3 separate regions of the Mus musculus genome follow, and regions 2 and 3 are each linked to region 1. A link is a loop called in an ENCODE intact Hi-C map of the cell type or tissue named here. Cell type or tissue: heart. All regions are shown on one strand. Region 1 overlaps Abca4 (ATP-binding cassette, sub-family A (ABC1), member 4). Region 2 overlaps Abcd3 (ATP-binding cassette, sub-family D (ALD), member 3). Region 3 has its middle 4.4 kb from the start of Arhgap29.

Region 1 (8,000 bases):
AAAGGCCACTGTATCCAGATTTAAGCCCATGTTTGCTTGCTTGCTTGGTTTTGTTTTGTTTTTTGTTTTGTTTTTTTGAGACAAGGTTTCTTTGTGTGACAGTCCTGGCTGTCCTGGAACCCACCCCATAGACCAGGCCTCAAACTCACAGAGATCTGCCTGCCTCTGCCTCTTCAGTACTGGGATTAAAGGCATGTGCCACAACAGCCCAGGCTAAGCTGGTTTTTAATTCTTTCCCATTTCTATTCCAAGATGGTGTCTGGACCTTTATCCTGGTGTAACTCCATCTTCTTCATCATTTCCCTTAAAGTCTTGTCCTGTCTATGTCAAACTCTACATGCTTCAGGCTACCTCCAAGTCTCTTTGCTGGCTTTTCTTAAGGTACTCTTCCCTTTTATAAACACCTAGCTAATTCCTGCTCATTTTCCCTGGGTTAGCCCTTTTTGATGTCTTCCTTGACTTTACTGTGGGCCTAACTTGTGATTTCTCTTTTGTGTCTTCTCTGCCCTTTGCAGATAGTTTAGGCACTATCCAATACCACCACTCCTTTCTGTGTCTCTTAGTCCCATGCCTGGCTTAGACAGCCCAACTCTCTTCTGTCTCAACTCTTGTCTGTCTCTCTCTCTCTCTCTCTCTCTCTCTCTCTCTCTCTCTCTTTCTCTCTTTTTTGAGGGGGTATCAAGGCAGGGTTTCTCTATGTTCCTGGAATTCACTTTGTAGAGCAGGCTGGTCTTGAACTCACAGAAATTTGCCTGCCTCTGTCTCCCAGGTGCTAGGACTAAAGGTATGTGCCACCACCACCTGTCAACTCTTGTCATTCTTAACTTGGGTCTCCACCTTTGGGGTTACCTTCTTTCACATAAAGATGAGAAAGTGAGTGTGTCAATGGTTGGCTTATAACTCTGATGCGGGAGGAGACCCCAGTTCTTCAACAGACAAAATTAAGTCCCACCCACTCTAACTAAGTCCCACACTAACACCAAGCCCTGCTCACTAGTGACTAAGTCCCGCCCATTCTAAGACTAAGTCCCGCCCACTAGTGACTAATAAAGCAAGACACAAGTTGTCATTTCTCAGGGTCTTGAACTGTTCTTTTGTCTCCACCTTCTGATTCAGCATCTCCGAAACCCCAGTTCCCTGTAGAGGACATTTCTAAAAACAGGATTTTACTGCTGTGGTCTTGAAGCTATCCAGAAGAAACAGCCAGTACTAGCCTTACACGGTCACACTGACTCTCTAGATTGCTTTGTGAGGGCAGAAACCAGGTGTAGAAGACCTCCTTCTAGAGGCCAGTTCTTAAGGGAGGCTGGGAGATAGCTCATTTCTAGAGCACATCTGGAAGATTCTTTGAACCTCTGAAAACACTTGCGCCTCCAGAATGCTTGAATAATAGGGTAGGCTCTAGAGCTGGGTCAGGTCCTTTACAACTTCATTTCTCCAAAAAAAAGGGGGGGGGGGTTGTTTTGTTTTGACTAGGCACAATGGTGCATGCTTTTAATCCCAGCATTTGGGAGACAGGCATATCTCTGTGAGTTCAAGGCCAGTTTTGTCTATATGGTGATCTCCAGGACCATACGTTTCTGGTGTCCGTCTCATAGGAAAAGCAGGACCTCCCATAACACAGCATTTTGAAATCTTTTCGGGTCATCACTGTAAAACTGACTCTGAAGAAAGAGTGCCACCTACTGAACTGAGCACCCCATGTCCCCCAAAACCCTGATTCCCCAGCCTTAGTCAGTGCTGCCCTAACATGTTTAACTTAAAAAAAAATGAGATTGCTGCATAGTTCATGAAATCATATTATCTCCACACCCCCAGGCTTCAACTAATTTAATGATCTAGCAGTCACACCTATAAGTTATTTCAATGCCCCCCAAATAGTTTCTTACCTCTGTTCATTGACCCAGAATTTGCTCTTTAAGCTGCAAACCAAAATAAAATCATGTAATAACTACCATCAGAATAGCATTAGCATTACATTTTCTTTCTAATCACTGGGGTATCTCAGTCCTAGGGATGCTTCCACATTTCTTGATATCTGAACAATGTAGTGTGGAATCCAGCATGCCTGAAGACCCAGGCGATCCCTGCATAGACAAAGGACTGTTCCGTTCCAGCCCTGGCTCTCTCAGTTGCCTCTTGCATGCTGGACTTTCTGACTAGTCCTTTCTGACTAGTCAGGCCTCATGCTGAACCAGTGAACCCAGTCTGGACCTAGAAAACATGGCCAACAATCACGCCAGTGTGAAGGAGGGCCTGACGCTCTCCCTCTTTTATAGTGCACAAGAAATTCTAATAACCACTTGTATCCTTGGGAGGAGTTCTGACTTTTGGGCATTTGGAGGTAAGATAATGTGGTAAGGAAACTCTAGTCCCTAGAATTCAAGCTGGTCGTGGACTGCTACCGTTCAGCTAAGTAAAATATCATAATTTCCATAATGCAAACTTGCTACCGAGCCAGGTTTGGCGTGTTTGTTGTTTATTGAGTTAATGAATAAACTCACCCTCTGCTTTGATTTTTGGATGCTCTTTTTGCTCACGGCCAGCTTGGCCCCGCCCTCCTGGCAGCTGCTTGTACCATCTGCTACGCCCTCCCGCCCTTAGGTCCATCTATCACCTATCCAGACTCTGGTCTGGGAGGCAACTGTAAGTACCATTAACATTAGACAGTCTGCTTCATTTGAGAGCCACAGACCATGTGGAGACTACATCACACTTCCTTAAGGGTCTTTCTGGTGGATGCTTTTGCTAACCTGCCTGCCATTCATTTGTGCAGGGGCTGCTTGATGGCCTTCCAGCCTAGGCCGGGCTTGATAAGAACAGCTGCAGAGCTGAGAGTTCTAGATAGCAAAGTGTCTGTGGAGGTGTTCAAGGGTGGTGGTGACAGGTGATAATGAGGGTGACAATCGCTGTCCCCAGCTAGTGCCTGACCTGGCAGGGACCCAGACATGGGCCCTTGTCTTTCCCCTTTCAATCTCCCTTGGCTTCTCTTTCTTTCTTCCTCCACTTTTTTTTTTAAGATTTTTTTTTTTTAATGTGCATTGGTGTTTTGCCTGCTTGTAAGTCTGTGTAAGTAAGGCCAGATCCTCTGGAACTGGAGTTACAAGCAGCCACCACGTGGGGGCTGGGAATTGAACCCTGGTCCTCTGGAAGAGCAGCCACTGCTCGTAATGCTGAGCTCTCTCAAGCTCTCTCCCTCCATGTTTACTCCTCAACTCCCCTCCTCTTCTCCCCACCCCCTACAAACTTTATCTTTCTTAACTCCTTAAGATATAAGGCTTCCTTATTGAATACATTTTTTGTGACATTTGCAACAGTGCCTGGGATAAACTTCGGCTACTTATCTTAAACAGAGAAAGAAACAAAGCACTTAGCCTTGAGTTGCCCCTTGTGGGTTCACACCGCAGTTATATCTTCTGCTGTGAGACCCTCACACTCGGCTGCCACCTCACAGTCAACAGTAGGAAACTGACTTTCTGGCACGGTTGATGTCGTCACTAGGCAGCCAAGATTACAAGTGTGACGGGGTCACCTACCTGCTTCTTATGAGAGCAGGGTACGTTTTTACCAAGTAGTCGGAGATGTTCCTGTTCGTGAGGTCTTGTAGGACTTCAGTGCTGCGCTGTGTCCTCTGGGGCAAAGAAACAGGGTCAAGATCTGGGGAATGAGACCTTAGAGTTTGTGAAACTGCTGTTCTTATCCAAAAATTATCATCGACTCGGATGCCAGGAAACACTCAAGGCAGCCCTGACGGCTTTCCAGTTCCTGCATCAGTGATGTGGGGTCACCATTGATCCCCACCCCCTTTTTTCCTCAGTCCATCCATCACCAGAGAGCTTAAATGCAAACTCTCCAACACATTTGTCTTGTCCATGCTGATCCTGTTACCCCAACCTCAGCCACCACCTAGACCTTGCCTAGACCTTTCCAGAACCTTCCATATTGCACCCACGACTCCGCCCTTGAACCTCCACATTCTGTTCTGCACCCACTGTCAGACTGAGTTTTATAGATAAAAATCATCTTCCCTTCATCCCGTGCAACTGCACAGTGCTCATCACTCATGAAACATCGCTTTGTCTCAGTCGACTCAGTGCCCCGACACTCTCCCATGTATGACATCGTCTCTGTGAAGGCAGAGGCCTTCTCTGACTTGTTGGCTTTCATGCCCCCAGTACCCAGCATGCAGCTATCAAATAATATATGATACCCTGCTCTCATAAAAAAATCTAAGAGTGGAAGGTAATCAAGAGATTCGAAGGGAATTCAAGAGTGCTAGATTCTGGCCACCAGGTGGCAATGTCACACAGTGTTAAGTTTCTTGCGTTAGTGGATGTCGTAGGTCAGTCAGTCCAGGACCTTGGGGAAAAGCATCCACTGTGTAGATTGCCACACAGAAGTGGCTGACAGGATTCTAGGTGGTATTAAACCACCATCAAAATGAAGTTATTTTTCCTGTTTTCTAGAGCCCTCCCCTCCCCCATGTGCTCACGCGTTCATCTAATCCTCCACTAGGTCAAGTGGCAGCCCCTGAGTGGCCGCAGTGTGCCGGGGACTGTGGTAGGGGCTCTGCAAGTGTGATCCCACCCCTGCTGCTTTCACAAAAGCCAACTTTACCAAGAAAGGGAAGCTAAGAAAAGTGGACCAGCTTGCGTGTGGCTGGGCTAAGATCAGATCCTGCATCTGACCGTACGTGCGTCTATTACCTGTTTCTCAAATTGGCCTGAGTACCAGGGTAGCAGGCTGCAACAATTGCAGATGCCTGAGAAAGTTTGTGAGGAATTGTTTTCTAAAACGTCTACCAGACATAACATTCCCGCTTTATCTCTGTGTAGAGTAGAAGTCAGGGTTGGGGCGCATCCATATCAAGACCCCGTTGAAGAAATGTTGGAGCAGGAAGGGACATCTGTAGCTCTGACTCTCAGAGTCATTGCCTCTCTCACTTTTCCTTCACCTCCTCTGGACTAGCTCTTTCCTTCTGCTCTTACTCCTGGCTAAGAGGGAAGGTGCTAAACGAGGGTGAGTGGATGCGAACACATGTATATCTATGTGTACATATGTGTATAAGCATGTGCATGCACTTTTTTGTACAGGAGAGGTGTCTATTACAGAGATGGGACATTCAGTTTTGCTCAGGAGATGTGACTGCTAATGAGGAAAGGCAGGGGTGACATACACTTGCAGACTTGCTCTGCCTCTTCTAGGACTTCGAGCATCTTCCTAAGGACCATAGGCCAAAGGTGCTCTGAAGGTAAGTTTCTAAGTGAGACAGGCAGCTGTGAGGTTAGAATTCATTTAGGAAATGAATTCCTGTGCATGGAGGTCTGATGGTTTCCTTTCTCAGCCCAGATCCTAGGGAGTCAGGGATATCTGCAATGTGGCAATGTAGCTGTCACCCAAAGGGACAATCTATTGCCTGAGCAATATAAAGAGCAGGATTGACCCAGGACCCCTTCCTTATGAGCCAGCAGCTGTGATACATGCTATGGTAAATTTAGTTGTCTCATTATGTCTTCTTCCTGATGCTATTGTTGTGGCTTTCCCCACGGGCACAGACTATGCAGAAATCAGGTGACAGCCCCCAGTCTCTGTTGATGATGGGTGCTGTCTGTGACAGCTAAGTGGAAGGGTTATGCAGTCACTCTGGAAGTCTTCCCTGCACACACCTGAACCATCTGCTGCGTCTTTTTCTTCATTCCATCTACTCTACTGCCTAACAAGATCATTTCCCACACTCTACCTGGAGAGTTGGAGACCTGTGGGGCTCAGGACAACAGAAAAGAACTTCATAGCCACCCATGTTAACTTTCACACAGCTGAGAGGCAACCTGCATCCTGGCTCAGCCACGGTTAGGTTAGGATTGCCATCATTTGAGCTGCCTCTAGTCCTACATAGTTCATGACCACATTATTTTTTTGAATTCTCATGATAATGCTATAATTAGGTGTTGCTCTTCTCAACACCAGGAAAGAAAATGAAGAAGGCTTAGAGGCTAAGAAACAAACCATGCTTCCCTAACTCCCATGCCTGAACCCTTCTCTTACAACACATGGACTCTGGGAATCATCCACTCATTGAGAAATAATAAGAGAAACCATCCAAGGCAGGCTCTGTACAAGTAACCAATCAGAGAAAAAGCCAGGCTCTCCTGCCCTTGAAGGCACTCCCTAAAGCCTCCATGGGGATTTGTCTATAGCATAGAGCTCTAAACAAAGCACTGCTCAGGTATCATCAATACCACTCTTGAAAATGATAAGTTGCTGGCTGTGTGTGTTCATGTGTGTTATGTACATAATCCTTAGGCACATAGCTTATTTCCCATCCTTCCTGCCCTATTCCACCCTAGCCCTCCTCTCTTCTCTTTGGAAAGCACAACTCCTTGGCTGCTCCAGCTGGGCCAGAACTCCGAAGATCTCCACAGATAGCGTCTGGTACACAGGCCAGCATACCTGTTTCCCTTCTTGTGATGAGTATCAAACCCAGGGCCTCATCACTGACAGTCCTCCACCGAGCTCCACCAAAGCCTCCACCGTAAGCTTAATTAAAGCTGTTAACCCATATGCAAATATTTTAACACTTGACCATACATCACAACATTATTTAACACGGAGAGAAAAAAGAATTTAAATCGGAACGATCAACCATGGGAAATAATTTGAAATCAATTGAAACACAGGAATCGTCTGCAGTTGTTAAGATGGGGCAGGTACCTGTGGGGGTGGGAGCCCTCCAGCACCCTCGGGGCACTCGGGCAACATGGTGAGCTTCTCTCTGGTGCTGCACTTGCAGGAGGGAGAGGGGTGGGCTGCTGTCCATTTCTGCTTCTGGAACAGGTGGGTGATGTTCGGGGACACGGAGGGCGTCTTCCAGGAGGTTGCATTAATGCATGGGTACTCCCTCATGGAAAATGAGAAAATATCCCACAGTCAACCCCACTGCTTAATCCCCTCCCTGCTGGGAAAAGGGAATAGCTGGTGGCTATCTCTTCCTCTGCCTTTCTCTTCCTTGAAGTCAGGAATTTCCCTCTCGGGGATTAGAGTCTACTTAAGGACTATCAGAACTGCAGCCAGGCTAACAGAGCATGGGCTAGGGACTAATCTGTGGACTTTTTTTTTTTTTCATGACTAGTAGCTCTTGCTGTTGAGAGATGGAAAAAAAATAACAGGAGATTCTGAAGTGTGTCCATGTTACTCTTTAGCGGTAGCTTTGGGGAGGATTGGATGAGAAAAGGTGCTACAATATACCAAGCTCTGAACTCCTGGTGGATTTCAACCATCTTCCACAACTCTCTTTTCCAGAGTTACAACAATGATGGAGAGCTGGCCATAGAAGTAATTCCTGCCATTTAAGGTCCAATTATATAACATCACATCCTTCATCTTCTCCATCCCTGTTTAGTTGTTTGGGTTTTTTTTTTTTTCCCCAAATGAGTTTGGGCAAATACAGTCAAACAATAGAATACTTCTACATTAAGACACAGAGCTGTCAAGGATGGAGGCTTCCTAGCACCAGAGGAGAAACTGGGTAAGAGCCTATCAGACACACGGTCATGACCCAGATACCACAGAGCAGGATTGAGGGGTCTTTCCCGACACTTCCTAGTTGGCTTTTGGGTCTCCTAGGGGAGCTGTTGGTGTTAGCTTGGGACTTACGGAAGCCACTCTTCCTTTAGACAACGGTTGCCAAAGCCTGGCCTGTTCAGAAGGACATCTGCCAGTACTTCAAGGTGTTCATTGTTGGGTTCGTCCATGCTAGAAAGACAGAGAGGCTCACCTGGTAGTCAGACTGGGACAGAACGCACAAAGCACGCTAACATGTACGTAAGCGTTTGCTGAATGTGTATTCCATGTCAGGCATGCTTGTGAGGCACTGAACACCGACTTAGAATGGTTGTGGGGCTCCTGGAAGTGGGGTAGCCTACCACACACACCTAGACGTCTGATAGCAAATCATCTGTGCCTCAAAAAGATGGAGCTTCAACCCCCTTTCCCAGGCTTCC
Region 2 (8,000 bases), 360 kb after region 1:
CAGGAAAATGTGAAGCAGATTTGGAATTATAACTCAAGTCATTTTGTTTAACATTTATATTACTGTGTTAGTGAGTGCTTCCTCAGATAGAGCTGCCTTAGTGATAAAGAGAAGGGTTTCTCACACTTGATGTCAATAGTTGTTATTTGGAATATCTCCATGTCAAGTTTCTTACGAGCTTTATTTATTTTTGTATATTCATTTATCTAAGCACTGTTATGGTCTAATTGTTATACATGGTGAGAGTTCCACATATTATGTATCAAATATTGAATTGCATTTTATATTTAACATCTCGTATTATTTATCAGTCAAGGCAAACTAGTTCTTAGATCTAATTCTGTATATTCTAATGTTTATTTTACAGCCATTTTTAGACATAGTTTTATATATTTTCAAGTTAACAAGTGCAATTGGAGCTCAGGTGAGTCCATTTTTATTCTTTTGTGTGTATTTGCATGTATGTATGTGTGTGCGTGTGTGGATGTTATAGGACATAGGACAACTTGTAGGAGTTTTATATTCTTTGACCGTGTAGGGTCCCAGGGATTAAACTCAACCTTGGCAAAAAGTGTCTTTACCCACTGAGTCATCTTGCTACCCCCATTCCACATTTTAAAATCTATAATACTGTGTTTTGATAAATGTGAAGGTCTAAAATTTTTTTTAACCTTGGAAACATCTTCACATTATACCTAGTATGATCTGATTATAAGGTAATACTATACTGGAGGCTCTAAAATAAGTACCCTAATTTGGTTTTTTAAATTAGATATTTTATTTATTTATTTATTAGGGTTTACAAACTTTATTAGTTTAATAATGAACAGCAAAGAAAATGTTAACTATCACTCCTGTAGCATCATGTAGACATGAAAGCCACCCTTGGAAAAAAAGCCAATTTCTTTTTCTAGTAATAATAACCAGAAATATTTAAACACACATTTCATACATTGAACACACATGTGCTTATTGTTGCAAAGTTATTCTAATGAGAGCTTTGGCAGCAATTAATTTTAATAAAAAATTAGAATAATATTAGCAATATACTCAGAATGAAATACTAGTTTCAGAAGTATTTTATAATGATAAATTGTTGTCTAACCCATGAGCCTTCTTTTCTTTTTTTCTTTTTTGATATGTGTGGTGACAAGAACTTTTTTTAAGACTCATTGACAGCTGGGCATGGTGGCGCACGCCTTTAATCCCAGCACTCAGGAGGCAGAGGCAGGCGGATCTCTGAGTTCGAGGCCAGCCTGGTCTACAGAGTGAGTTCCAGGACAGCCAGGACTACACAGAGAAACCCTGTGTAAAAACCAAAAAAACCAACCAAACAAAGAAAACCCAAGACTCATTGACATCTAACTTGAATAATTTTCATGTTACTCTTATTTATAACAAACCATGTAACAGTGTATTGGTCTTATGTACATATATATATATATGTATGTATGTTTGTGTGTGTCTTTTTATTCATTTTGTGGTTGAGTAATAGTTTACTTATTTTTTTCCCTTTTGTTTGAATTTCTTGCTTTTCTCTTTACTACCCTGTGATCAGGTGTAATTATTCTGTAACTGACTGCACCATAAGAGGGAACAGACCACATGTTTCTAGACTTTATACTGTAAATTATATTTCGGGTGTTTTTCGTATTTATATGTATAATTCTGCATTGACATTTTAAAAATACAGTTGGCACCTTCAGCTCATTTGCTATAGTTACTGAAATGTGTTGATCAGTCTAATACAATTTTGAAAAATATTGGCACATATATTCATATACATTGTACTAGCCATAAAAGGTGAGTCAGAAGGGAGATTTCAATGTTTAAAGCAGTTGTTCTGGCAGTTAGAATGAAGCATGAAATGTCCACTAGTGGATGCTTCACGAAAGTGTTTAGTGCCTGGAAGAATTGAAGCTGACTGAACTGTTTTGAGGAGATTCTTGGATGTCCATTAGATGTTAAACTTGTCAGATGTAAGAACAGCCCCAATTGAATGGCATGTTCAGGTAAACAGTTTTGATTGGGGCAGAGTATGAGAGGTATGTAGAAATTAAGGGTGTTTTGGGGACTCATCGAAGCTTCTTAAGATGGCCAGTGGCTGTGGGGTCATTTATGGAGTTACAATGTATAGAAGACAGAAGTATAGTTTACAGCAAGGCGAGCTGATAGCTTGTGTACGGATTGCCCTTGAGACACCTGTAGATGCTGGGGTGAGGGTGCACGCTACATACTTGGCAGTGATACATTGTATCCAAAACTGATGAGACTGGAAGTGTAAGTTTAGGATGAGACGAGCTAAGGAAGGAACCTAGAGGACTGCTAACATTCAAAGAGTGTAAAATAGCTCTGAGAGTTGTTGTGGACTAGAGAGAGAACACTAAGTTGGGTTCCAGTGGAAGAGTGTTAGGTAACAGAAGGTAAAGTCCACTAGAAGTTAGGTGGTCAGTTGTTGGGGACAGAGCTATAGGAGTTGGGGGATGACAGTAGAAGAAGTGTAGAGACTAGCATGTGATCTTCCAGGAAGAAAGAAAAAGAGAGAGGAACAAGCAAAGCTCAGCCTCTCTGGGTTCAGTTACTTACAGACCTGCACGTAGATTTTATTACTGTGCCTTTGAGTACTGTGCATCATTCTCCTTCATTCATCGCAGGGCCCGGCAAGCATGATGGCCTACTTGCTTGTTTCTGGGCTATTCCTAACTCGACTCAGAAGACCCATTGGTAAGATGACAATTATGGAGCAGAAGTACGAAGGAGAATACAGATACGTGAATTCACGGCTTATCACTAATAGGTAAGGAGAAACATTTTAGAATAATAATGAAATTTTATTTTTGTGGATATTGATGTCATTTATAGTGACTTGAGATTCTAGCAATATAGGTACTAAATAGTGTGGACTTTTACTTGTTTTGGAAATAAGCATTATGAAGAATGTTAGTTTTATAAAGTAGAAATCCTGCATGCTTCAAGTCCTCTTTATTGGCTGTGTAGTTTCCTTGATTTACCTCTTCATGCTTTTTATTGACTGATTTTCTGTGAATTTTATTTTAAAATTTAGTCTTGATAGTATTCACATTTTTGTATGTATTCAGTGAAACTTCTGCCTTAAGTTATCCACAGACATTTTAGGTTGTGACTGTTTTGCAGTGTTCAGTAATTCTGTCTTTCCAGACAGTTGTTGTGTGGGGAGAAGGAGTTCTGGGCACTGAGCCTTAGGACCTCTCGAATGCAGGCCAGAACTGCGTTCTGGACAGTTTTGAGATCTGAAATAGGAAGAAAGAAATGCAGCCGTTGAAGCCATCCGTTTTCGTTTCTGTGTCTACCTATGCATTATAAACTGATTTTAGCAACTTATCCGTAGCTGCTTTTCTTGTAGATGGACAATGAATTGTTACGATGATGAACTCTGTGCATGCCCTGGCTCAGGTTTTCATCAGTAGCTAAGGTGCTCTGTAAAGTTTCTGTGCCTAACTGCCAACTTTAAGTCAATTTTGAGGGTCCTAGTACTTACTGTAGCACTGTGTAGGCTGCTCTGTAGGAAGCCACGGAATTACTTAGGGGGTCATTCTTTTCATAGTTCACCTTTCCTTCCTTATATTGATTTTTTTATGTAGAGTTTCATGCTCTAGGGAGGCAGGGGCATAGTGGCTGTAATTAGGGAAAAGGTGTTTGTGGTATGCTTTTACTAGAAAACGGCACGTTCCCATAGTGGAGGCATTGGCTGTGTCATGTAAGGACCCTTAGGACAGTGCAGATGGCACAGCAGGATTGGAGCTGTGGCTCCTGCTGGTATTCTCTTGGCTCTACCCTGTAACCATCTCTTTCCTCTGGTTAACTCTTGAGATCACAGAATGGCAGCAACCTTCACCACCAAAAACAAAAAGAAGAAACTGCTTCTTGCTGTTTCTTTAAGAGACCCTCCCCTCTTCCCTCTTCTCTTTTTCCACCATCCTACTCTTTCCTGGGTCTTACTCTTTCTTTCTTTGTCTTATTATGTAACCCAGGCTGGCTTTGAACTTGCGATTCTCCTGCCTTAGTGTACTGAGGTTTTATGTATGCACTTTGATTATATTTCGGGTGCACCCGGCACAATGGTGCCCATGTGGAGGGCTCAGCTCTCTCCTGCCACCTTGTGGAGTTCTGGGATGGAACTGGGTTTGTCAGGCCTGCATTGCAGTGCTGCCTAGCCCTTTCACAAGCGCCCACATACATCCTTAATGTGTCTAAGCTGTGGTGTCTAGGCTTCTATATAGATACTTTACACACTTTCTGGTGTTTTAAGAAGTACGTTGTGGGGGCTAGACAGATGGCCCTGCAGTTCAGAGCATCTGGATCCAATTCCTTAGTAACCACATGATGGCTCACGGCCATCTGTAACTCTGTAAGTACGTTGCTTGGGCAGTTTTCATCTTACTTACAGGACAGAGAGACTATAAACTTTAGGTTAGACAGGAGCGATAATTTTAGATTCTGAACTTTGCTTGTTATGTGAATTTAAAGAATTTACATAAATTACATTTGAGCTTTCTTCATCTGTATGGCACTGTTTTCCCACTGATGATCTTTGTGGCCCTGAGGGCCCATTCCTGCTCTCGGGGGACATCGTTGTGAGGACTACTGTGGTGCTGGGATAAGAACAGCTTTGGTGCGTTTAGACCTGGTGGCATGGCAGCACTGTCACAAGCTGTGGGGCAAAGCATCATTTCTTGTATTTTTCTGTTATTTTCTCCCTCTTTATCTGGTTTAGGTCTGTAATTTAACTCATGCTCTATAATGTCTGTCTCAGCCTAATCTTTCTTTCTATATAATCTGCCTTATTTACAGTTTGTGAATATTTGTTCACTGTGTCTTTAACAGCCAGGTTATATACAGGTAGGTTGTAGTCCAGTTTGTGATACACTCAGTTGTGTACTCTTGCCCTCCTCTAAACTTAGCTAGGAACTTGATCACACTCCCTGGCTTGGCCTGTGCCAGATACTCTCTTAGTAACAAGATGTTCATTTATCATTCTCTTGGTTTTTTTATTATTGAGGAGGGCCTGCTACTGAGTGGTTTTGGTGGTCAGAGGACAGATTCGTGGAGTTAGTTTTTCCTCCCAGTCTACTGTAGGCTTAGACAAGTGACCTCAGGTTGGCAGGCTTGCATCTTACCCCTGAGCCATTACACTGGCCCAAGATGCCCACTCATATGCACAGGTTCACTCATTGAATACTGTGTTTCACTTACATGTCAGGGTGAGACAGCATTGACATTAATTGCTAAATTATTTTCTCTAATAGTGAAGAAATTGCCTTTTACAATGGGAATAAACGGGAGAAGCAGACAATCCACTCAGTCTTCCGAAAACTGGTAAGATAAACACTGGACGGGCGGCCACGCGGGTTTCTCTGCCTTTACATGTGGATGAATAATGCTAAAGATATATTTTAAATAGCAAATCTTTATACTGTGTTTTAAACTAAAAATGAGTTTAAAAACTATTACATTAGCATTAAATTCTCCACTTATAAAATAGATTTATTTACTAAAATATCTTGTTCATTTTTGTAGTGTTTGCTATAGAACTCTCGTTGGGTTTTTGATTTAATGGTCCTTACAGATCAGTGGAGACTTTTGTAGAGTAAGGTTAGCAAGATTTTTCTGTGAAGGACGGGATAGTATGTACATATTTGCATTTTAAGTTTCCTGACCATGTAGTCTCTGTTGGATATACAATACATACATGAGTGGTTTGGCTCTGCTAAATTGATTTGCAACATAAGTGGCGTGCTAGAATTTGTTGATCATAGTTTGTTGACCTTTGATTTGGAATACGAATGTTTTCTAAAAGCTGTTTTTCTTTATTTGCTGCTGTTTTGAGTTCAGATAGTTACATTCATTCAGAAGATATTCAGTGGCAGGTAGGCGGCTTAAGTGCAGGCGAGAATTAGGTGGTGAGCGTGCTGGGTGAGATCTTGCCTCACCCACATGGAGCTAATATTTTAGTGGGAATTTGTGATGTTTGAATACATATTTTAATACTAAAAAGTTGTCTTAGGTTATTTCAGAAATGATATTTTTGCCATCTAGCATGACTAGAGTTTTTAGAGTTTCAAAGCACTGTTTTCAGCCTGTGGGTCTGCAGTCATGTACCCATAACTTAGTACAGCTTGACCTTCTCTGACATGTGTATTTGAACTGGCATCTCATGCTCCCTTTTTGCTTTGGTGATTGATGAGTTTGTGTGTATAGGTGTCTGGCAGGATTGGAAACAGCACCATGCTATTGTGTGTAATTAGTATATTATGTGTAATGGAAACAACGTTGTTCAGTAAACACGGTGTGATGCAGAGTGTTTGGCATCTGAGCACTGTTAAGCATTGTCCTCACTGTGTGGTGTATAACAGTCAGGAATCATAGCTATTCAGTATATGTTTGTAAATTAATTATGCTTTATCCTTAGGGAAAATTTGTTGTTTATTTGTTTCCTGACAGGTGGAACACCTACATAATTTCATTTTCTTTCGGTTTTCTATGGGTTTCATTGATAGCATCATTGCCAAATGTAAGTATGTTTTAAAAGAGATGGTGCAACATGATCTGTGGGAAAAGTAAAATAACGTTATTTAAAATCTTAACTGTTTTGTTTTAGATGTTGCCACTGTCGTCGGGTACCTGGTTGTCAGTCGCCCCTTCCTAGATCTGGCACACCCTCGCCACCTTCACAGCACACACTCAGAGCTGCTGGAGGTAAACTTCTACGCTAATGAAGTGAAAATTCAAAATTAAGGCTTTGTTCTATTTTAGGAATGTGAGCAAAATCTAATACTCATTTGTCTTTAAGGATTACTACCAAAGTGGAAGGATGCTTTTGAGAATGTCTCAAGCTTTGGGTCGTATAGTTTTGGCTGGGCGTGAAATGACTAGATTGGCTGGGTAAGATTTGTACTAATATGCAATTGCATAGAATAATCTTTAAACATATATTGTTCTTATAAGCTGGTATCCAGGTGAGATTAAAGTTATGGGAGGTACTGACCCTTCTCCTCGGGGAAGCTGGTTTTGATAGAAAATTAAGGAGGACTTGTCTCCCGTGAGCCCCTCATGCTTCCTGAAGGCAGCTGGGTGAGTCTTAACTAGGGAAGCGTCACGTTCGTTTGCCGTCCATCGTGGACACTGGCCTTGGATATGTTGGGAAATGATTCTTGGCAGTCTTTGTTTTGTTTTGTTTTTTTTTTTTTTGTTTTTGTTTTTAACAGAAATTTAAGTTAGTGAGTAGTTTTACATTTGAATATTTTTGTTTTCAATTATAGATTTTTACCCCCTAAGGATTGATACTGGCAACTAAGTTCTTTTTTTCTCTTTCTCTTACACTACAAAAACCAGTTTATTAAGGAGTGATTGATATGTTAAAACATCATACTTAATGCATACAAAATTCATGCCTGTAGGGACAGTGCCTTCTGTGACAGTGTCAACACCAAGTGTAAATGCACTCTCAAGTATAGTCACCTCCCAAGGTTTCCCCTGGGGGATTTCTGCTTGTTATTTACACCAGACAAGCAAACAAACAAACACCCGTTTGCTTCTCTGATAAGAAACCGCCTCTTTGACCTTCATGTCCTTCTTACACTCCCCAACTTCTTATCACGGGACTGGTTTCTATTGTCCAGTGATTTTCATCAAATATTATGAATTCTTTATCATTTCCCCTCTCCACACTATGAGAGTAGAGCTGTCCTCAGTTTCCCCTTTTGTAGAGAAGCAGTGTGCATCAGTGCATCCTTACTTCTTGATAGAATGGCTGGTTTTATATGTAACAGTAGGTCACTCCGGCAGCTCAGAGCCCAGCCTTCCTGTGTCTGGAGAGTACTAGCAAGAATGTGTGTTAGTGACCACGGGAAACACTTGTCTTGCCTCTGAATGGGGTGGAGGATCCTGTGAAACCTCTTCCTCATTTTCCTGTCCCTTGTCTTTTACTGAAGCAAAGTAGGACATGTATGTTATTAATATTT
Region 3 (8,000 bases), 180 kb after region 1:
GTTTGGTCAACTGCCTTTTCAAACTCACCTCAGGATATATGAAGGAATGGTTTAAAAAGCAGCAGGTCCCTCGAAATACAAGGACTCTTGAATTCAACACAGAAAGCTAAGCTAGAGAAAAACATGGGGAGGGTGCCTGTGGGAACAGTATAGAGACAGAAAAATGGCCACCTGTGGGAGGAAAAGGATCCAGGGCAGTGTGAGGGGAGGTGAAAGAACGGGCAGCAAACCCCAAGAGAGAAACAAGCAAAGAAAGAAGAGAGTAGGACCCAAGGAGACCAGAAAATAAGACAGAAATACTGTAGGCCCAACAAGTGAGGCATTGAATCAGGAGAAATTTCTGAAAAACAGACACTTAAATTTTCCAATTATTACCAGAAAAACAGCCCCCTTAGTGTAACTTGAAAGGATAAATATGGAATTGCTTGGTTACTTTAGCTCTACAGTGGATTTTTAAGATTCATACAAATATATCCCTTCTGCCCTCAAACACAAAATACCAAATTTGCGCTCCAAATATTCAGGAACCTCTCAAAACCAGACTACTTTTAATTGCATTCGGGGAAAAAAAGTAGCAAAGACTTTTAGCATGGAAACTGATGTTTGAACTTTTAAAGCAAGCTACTAAGAGGAAAGGCATCCTCAAGAATAAAGGGGGTGAGAGTACGACTACAGTTAGAAACACACATTTGGGGGGAAATGGTAAGAAGTGGCTGCTTCAAGTGGTTCTTAGCTGCTCACACCCCCATTAAGTTATTTAAAAATATGTCAATTCTCTTTTTATACATCTGCCATTCCATTTAATAAAGAAAACTGAGTTGAAGTTGGTGGCACATTTCTGTAGTCCTACAATTTAGGAGATAGAGGCAGATGGATCAAGATTCCAAAGCCAGTCTCAGCTACCCAATGAGTTCCAGGCCAGCCTAAGGCTACACAAGAGTCTATCTCACTGAGCTCCCAGCCACCACCGATCACTCCCATCCAACTAATATAAAAGAAGATTGTGTTCTGATTAAAATGGATCTGATTATGTCACTTAACAAATAAGATGAACAAGTAACTGATAGAGAGAAAGGGGCATGAGGAGCTGGGAGAGAGACAAAGAAAAGTGTAAGGACAAAGACAATTATGGAGAGGAGGGTGAGGGAAGGACAGAGACAGATAATGAAAGCTGAGAAGGAATCGGAGATAAAAAGCTACAGTAGGAAGACTACTTACAGCTAAGGGAAAAGTGGAGGACACCTCGAGGTAAAAAGTTCTGGGGGAAGTGAAGCCAATTGGCCTCTAAGCAAAGATACGTTGACAACAGAGGCTCCTTGGTCACTTAGCTCCACATTGTTTTTTCAGATTTAGTTGTTTAAAATGCACTCATAAAGACACTACAAGACAATAATGCACCATGAATAGCCCATGAAACCACTGTTACTAAAAACTGAAGGGCACACTCAGGAGAAGAAAGGATTCTGAGGGTCAAGAAGGGACATCAAGAGAACAAAGTATTTGGCTCCATCTGACCACGTGTTTTGTTTTTGCTTTGGTTTTTTTTTTTTTTTTTTTTTTTGGTTTTTTGAGACAGGGTTTCTCTGTGTAGCCCTGGCTGTCCTGGAACTCACTCTGTAGACCAGGCTGGCCTCGAACTCAGAAATCCTCCTGCCACTGCCTCCCGAGTGCTGGGATTAAAGGCGTGCACCACCATGCCTGGCTCCACGTGGTTCTTAACATTTTCTCCAGCAGATCCGACTTTAACCATCCCACCCATATCCAAACAGCCAACTACTGTCCATGGAACCTGACACAGAATAGATCCATGAATATGAGATGCTTGAAGTCTAGTAGGGCTGTTTATGGGAAATTTTGGTCTTACGATCTTAATCCTTCAATTGTCTAAAAACATAATAGCTACCATTCTTCATACAAAAGATGATATTTGCAAATATTCACAAAAATAAGTTCATTTTTAAATTAAAAAGACTCTTATAAATATCTCCTGATCTGTATTTTAAAGTAAGTTTATATGGTACAAATAAACATAACTATGAAAAGTACAATACTGAAATAATCTTTGTACTTAAAATTATTAGTTTATAGTAAAATTATAAAGCCCTCCCCTCAAAAGTAAAAATCATCTTTAGATCTACTGTAGAAATGCAACATCTCAAATTGTTTAACAAGCTGCAGAGAAACATTTCTGGAAGCAACCTATAATTGAAAAGAAATTACCAGCCGAAGGTCGGGGTAGGGGTAGCTGGCAGCAGCGCACATCTTTAATCCCAGCATATGGGAGGCAGGAGGCAGAGGCAGGCGGCAGAGGCAGGCAGATGTCTGTGAGTTCTAAGCCAGTGTGGTCTACAGAGTGAACTACAGGACAGCCAGGACTATACAGAGAAACCATGCCTTGAAAAACAAAACAATGTCTTTCTACTATTTTCTGTTGTGATTGTGTCTATTCTCTCTCTCTCTCTCTCTCTCTCTCTCCCTCCTCCCTCTCCCTCCTCTCTCTCTCTCTCTCTCTCTCTCTCTCTCTCCCCTCTCTTCCCCCCATCTCTGTCTCTCTCTTTCTCTCTCTCTCTCTCTTGTTTTTTTGAGACAGGATTTCCCTGTATAGCTCTGGCTGTCCTGGAATTTATTCTGTAGACCAAGTTGGCCTCGAACTCAGAAATCCACCTGCCTCTGCCTCCCAAGTGCTGGGATTAAAGGTGTGCGCCACCACTGCCCGGATTAATTTCTCCTTTAAAATGGTAATTTGCACTTATTTTATGTTACCTGTAAGTCATTTATCCTATGAACCATCAATTTACAAACTTCTAAAAAATTTTTTAATACATTCTCCTCAAAATGTCTATGGTACCAGGCTGAATAATTATATTATGTGTAGTGGTGCTATTTTTTTTTTAAGCAGATGTTTTCATATCCCTGAAGCAGGCTGTGTGGTTTAGGCAGCCTGTATTTTTCACAGCAGAACATGGTCCTAAAAGCATTTGACATCTGGCTAATTTTTGGTTGTCACAGTTGAGGAAGGGGTTCTACTGACACCTAGTGGGTAAAGGCCATGGACATGCTAAATGCCTTCATGCAGAAGACTGCCCACTCTTAGGAATTAGCCAGCCTTGAAAGGTCAAGACACCTTACTCTGGATTCAACTACTTTATACTTATATTTCATAAGCTGTAAGACAAAATACATCAAATTATATATCAGTATGCCATCAACAAAACCTGGATTGCGACAACACATTTTTTTTAAACAAAAAAGTTGCATGAGGGGCTGGAGAGATGACTCAGAGGTTAAGAGCACTGACTGCTATTCTAGAGGTCCTGAGTTCAATTTCCAGTAACCACATGGTGGCTCACAACCATCTGTAATGGGATCTGATGCCTTCTTCTGGTGTGTCTGAAGACAGTTATTCATATAAACAAAATAAACAAATCTCTTAAAAAGTTGCAGGAGAACAAATATTTTTTAATGTCTAGATTTAAATCTTAAAAGAGGGTAGTGGTGCATGCAGTTACACCCATGCGAGACCAGCCTGGTTTGCCAAGTGAGGCACTATTTCAATAGAAAAGAAATCCTTAAAAGATAAAGTGGAGGAATAAATAACAACAGATTTGCCCATTCATTGTAGTAAAAAAAACTAGAGAAGTGTGTGTGGTAGTGGGGAGGGGAGTTAGATAGATAGTTTTCACAAAGCAAGGGATAGTAGTATTTGAAACATGGAATCTCAAGCCAATGAAATAAACTGCAATATCTGAACTTTCAATGAAATAAAACTCTATTATCTCCTAAATTATTTTTATTTATTTTATGTATTCATTTTTTAACATTCTTTTTTTTAAAAGATTTATTTATTTATTAATTATATGTAAGTACACTGTAGCTGTCTTCAGACACTCCAGAAGAGGGAGTCAGATCTCGTTATGGATGGTTGTGAGCCACCATGTGGTTGCTGGGATTTGAACTCGGGACCTTTGGAAGAGCAGTCGGGTGCTCTTACCCACTGAGCCATCTCACCAGCCCTCATTTTTTGTAAGATACGGTTTCTCTGTGTAGCCTTAGCTTTCCTGGAACTGATTGGTAGAACAGGTTGGCTTCAAACCCAGGAAAATCTGCCTGCTTCTACACTAGGGTTAAAGGCCTGTGCCAGCCCCACCCACCCATCTCCTAATAACTCTACAGTATCCCAGCTTTTGCCTAATGGCACTTTCTAGACCATAGGAAAGGAAGAGAGAAGCTAGGCAAGATATAGAACTCTTGCTGAAGTCAGGCAGTGGTGGCACATGCCTTTAATCCCAGCACTTAGAAGGCAGAGGTAGGCGGGTTTCTGAGTTCCAGGCCAGCCTGGTCTACAGAGTGAGTTCCAGGACAGCAAGGCTATGCAGAGAAACCCTGTCTCCAAAAACAAACAAAATAAACCCTTTTGCTGAACTGAGGAAAAAAAGAAATCCTAGTTCCATGGTGCACAGACCTTTGTAGGATAGGCTGGGTGAAGAAAATATGGAAAGGTTACTCTTGAGCCTGCATGGGAATCCCTTAATTGTCTCTGAAGATGTACACTCAGGGCAAAACTTCAGAAACGGTTCAAAGAATTTCAGGAGAGTTGGAGATCTGGGTTTTCTCAATGCCTGGAGAAGAGAATGACAAACTGAACACTCAAGGGGTTATCCTGGAAGGCCATGCCCTGTAGCCCATATGATTTAACCCTAATAGAAATGCCACAACAAGCACATTTTTAAAAAACTAATGCTTAAAACTTATTGTGTTGTAGCATTTACAATAAATGAAGAAATAGCCGGGCGTGGTGGCACACACCTTTAATCCCAGCACTTGGGAGGCAGAGGCAGGTAGATTTCTGAGTTTGAGGCTAGCCTGGTCTACAAAGTGAGTTCCAGGATAGCCAAGACTACACAGAGAAACCCTGTCTCGAAAAAAAAGAAGAAAGAAGAAGAAGAAGAAGAAGAAGAAGAAGAAGAAGAAGAAGAAGAAGAAGAAGAAGAAGAAGAAGAAGAAGTAGAAGAAGAAGAAGTAGAAGAAGAAAAAGAAGAAGAAGTAACAACATAAATGGACATAAATGGTAATGTAAAGAAGGGAAATGAAATTTTCCAATGAGTCATTATGTGTGAAGTAAAGTTTACTTGAAGGTATAAGTAAAAAAAATGTGTATTAAAATCTCTGGAAGTAGATGGCCTAGTCGCCCATCACTGGGAAGAGAGGCCCCTTGGTCTAGCAAACTTTAAATGCCCCAGTACAGGGGAAAGCCAGGGCCAAGAAGTAGGAGTGGGTGGGTAGGGGAGCAGGGCGGGTATAGGGGACTTTTGAGATAGCATTTGAAATGTAAATGAAGAAAATATCTAATTAAATAAATAAATGAGAGAGAGAGAGAGAGAGAGAGAGAGAGAATTAAACCGGGGCATCAGATACAAGACAATGATTATAGTTTGCAGTGGACTGGGCACAAAGATTTCTTATAATGAACGTGCAGAGGGAAATATAGTGTATATGTTTTCTGACCATTGTCTGAAAGAAAGCAAGCACGCATATTAGTCTCTAGTCACCACTTTTGTTTCTGCAGGGGAAAAAACCTAAGGTTTGATAATAGTATATTGGTCCCTGTATACAAGACACTGAGAAATTCAGGACACAATGTATTCAACTGTGGTTCTACAAATTAAATGAAACTACTGTTCTTTTCTTTTACATCATATTATATATAGTTTGTCCAATAAAACATTCATGAAATTCCCATGTGTAAAAAAAAAATCTCTGGAAGTGTAACTAATAAGCTAATAGCTATCAAAAACAGCAGTTTCAAAATTAATCCAAAATAAAGATAAGAAAAAGAAACCATTAACAAGTGGGACAAATAAAAAGCAGCAATCAGTAACATTAAATATACTTTATATATCCCAGAAAAAGCAAGATGTGGGCTAGAAGTATAGCTTACTACCAAAACAGTTGTCTTCCATGCATGAGACCCTAGAGGATTCAAACTAAAATAGCTGGGAGAGGTGAGCTAGATTCTCAAATTAAGTAAAATAACAAGATCTAACGCCAACAATAACAGATCTGAAATATAAAGATATATATATTGAAAGAAAAATGACAAAAAAGATACAACATCTAAATATTTATCACAAGAAAGCATTAGTGGTTCTATGACACCAGACAAGAAGTTCTACCAAACATAAAATGTTGTATTAAATAATTAAATAATTATAAAAGGCAATTTCATCATAAAGCTATAACAATCCTAAAAGAGTATGTAACTACAATAAAGTCTAGGATACATGAGACAAATCCGGATAGCATTGTTAATTAAAATTTCAGCACTCTTCTCTCAGTATCAACACAATAAAACCAAAAAACTATTAGGACTATCAAGATCTGGAAAAAAAACAATATTAACAAATTTGACAAGATAGACTGTTACAGAAAACTCTACTCCTAAATGACAGAATACACATTCTTTTCAAATGTACCTGGAACAATCACTAAAATAGACCATGTATGGGATTATACAATTAGTCCCATTAAGTAACTGAAATAATGTAGTGTAAGTTTTCTGACCTAGATAAGATTAACTATGAAATCTACAGCATAAAGGTATCTGTGGCATCTCAAATATTTGTTAGTTACAAAACGTTTTTAACCCATAGGCCAAATTTCCACATGCTATGGAGATAACATGTTAAAAACTGTGGCTAGAGAAATATACAGTTTTGGGGATGCTTTATTTTCAAGAGACTAAAATCAGTCATACCAGCTTCCATTTTAAGAACTTAGGAAAGAAAGAGTAAATTAAAATCAAAGTAAGTCAAAGGAAATAATAAGAACAAAAATTCGCCTGAGCTGGGTGTGGTGGCACATGCCTTTAATCCCAGCACTTGGGAAGCAAAGGCAGGTGAATTTCTGAGCTCAAGGCCAGCCTGGTCTACAGAGTGAGTTCTAGGATAGCCTAGGCTACACAGAGAAACCCTGCCTAGAAAACAAACAAACAAACAAACAAACAAACCCTATAATAGCAAAATCAGTGAAGAAAATAATGTAGAAAATATTGATAAAGTCTAGTTATTTGAAAAGATTAGTTAAACTGATAAATATCTAGCTACATTGACCAAGAAATAAAGCGATAGAGACAATAATAAACACAAACTACTCATCTGAGTCACAGAAGGAACACCATTACAGACCCAACAGTTATTAAAGGACTACAAAAGCATTTTACAGTCACTTTAAATGAACGACTCCAAAGAAACCCAATGAGAGAAACAAAATCTAAGTAGTATTAAAATTGTTAAAAAATTGAATTCATAATTTAAAAACTACCTGGAACAAAACCTGTAAATCTAGTGGGTTTAAAAATTCACTGAATCAGAAAATGTGTGTGTTTGTACTAAACACACAAAATAGAGGAAGTAAGAATCTTTCAAAATCTTTTGAGGCAGTGTTCCCAATATTAAAACCAAACAATGATGTTACAATAAAATTATAGATCAAATTCCTTAAATGCAGTATTTACACATAAAATAAAACAACATCATAGTTAAAAAGAGTTTGTTCCTGGAATTTAAATTTAACACTCACTAGAACTTGTGACCATTTCAAAAGATTCAGAAAAATTATCTAACAAAATTCCTTGCCTATTCATGATCATGATAAGGTCAGCAAAGTTAAAATAGAAGAGAATTTCTTCACCCCGATAAAAAGCATTCTATTAAAAAAAAAAAACCTATAGCTACCCTCACACTTAATGGTTAAAATAATGTTAATGAAGGTTTAAAGTATTAAAAAATGCATTCATATTAGAAGAGAAGTAAATCCCTTTACTCAGAGATAACAAATTTTTATACGTTAAAATACCCTGAAGAACTTAATAGCTACTACATTTAATAGCACAAGGTCAGAACATAAGTTAATAGATATACTCAATCAACTTTATAAGCCAAGAGTTGAATAATGAAAATTTTAAAACCAATTCCATTCACAATATCATCAAAAAAACAAGA

Evidence for each region. Peaks named below come from ENCODE experiments on the same cell type or tissue, not always from the same donor. Only the 100,000 strongest peaks of a DNase experiment are listed, where the experiment ranks them.
Region 2: a loop joins it to region 1, with 4 times the contacts of the local background. A loop is called at or near these places in 3 of 42 quality-filtered maps.
Region 3: it touches region 1 in a loop (8-fold over the local background); 9 of 42 quality-filtered maps call a loop at or near these places.

The regions. Positions count from the first base shown.
Region 1 is chr3:122,137,322-122,145,321 of GRCm38, reverse strand. It overlaps Abca4 (ATP-binding cassette, sub-family A (ABC1), member 4), which reads right to left. Exons shown (of 50, transcript NM_007378.1): 29 at 7,654-7,752; 30 at 6,712-6,898; 31 at 3,537-3,631; 32 at 1,890-1,922. Among named protein-coding and RNA genes, the nearest start is that of Gm40138, 15 kb to the right of the region's middle. In heart, CTCF peaks have their summits at 1,674 (motif pointing left), 3,111 and 4,285 (motif pointing right); DNase peaks (open chromatin) are centred at 2,861 and 4,321; H3K27ac peaks cover 3,138 bases; H3K27me3 peaks cover 1,826 bases.
Region 2 is chr3:121,774,352-121,782,351 of GRCm38, reverse strand. Abcd3 (ATP-binding cassette, sub-family D (ALD), member 3) reads left to right here. Exons shown (of 23, transcript NM_008991.3): 8 at 368-424; 9 at 2,655-2,797; 10 at 5,286-5,355; 11 at 6,481-6,550; 12 at 6,638-6,735; 13 at 6,830-6,921. Among named protein-coding and RNA genes, the nearest start is that of Abcd3, 37 kb to the left of the region's middle. In heart, a CTCF peak has its summit at 4,138 (motif pointing left); no DNase peak of the experiment used is centred here.
Region 3 is chr3:121,959,396-121,967,395 of GRCm38, reverse strand. It overlaps a transcript of Arhgap29 not described here. Among named protein-coding and RNA genes, the nearest start is that of Arhgap29, 4.4 kb to the left of the region's middle. In heart, a CTCF peak has its summit at 3,041 (motif pointing left); no DNase peak of the experiment used is centred here; H3K4me3 peaks cover 12 bases; H3K27ac peaks cover 272 bases.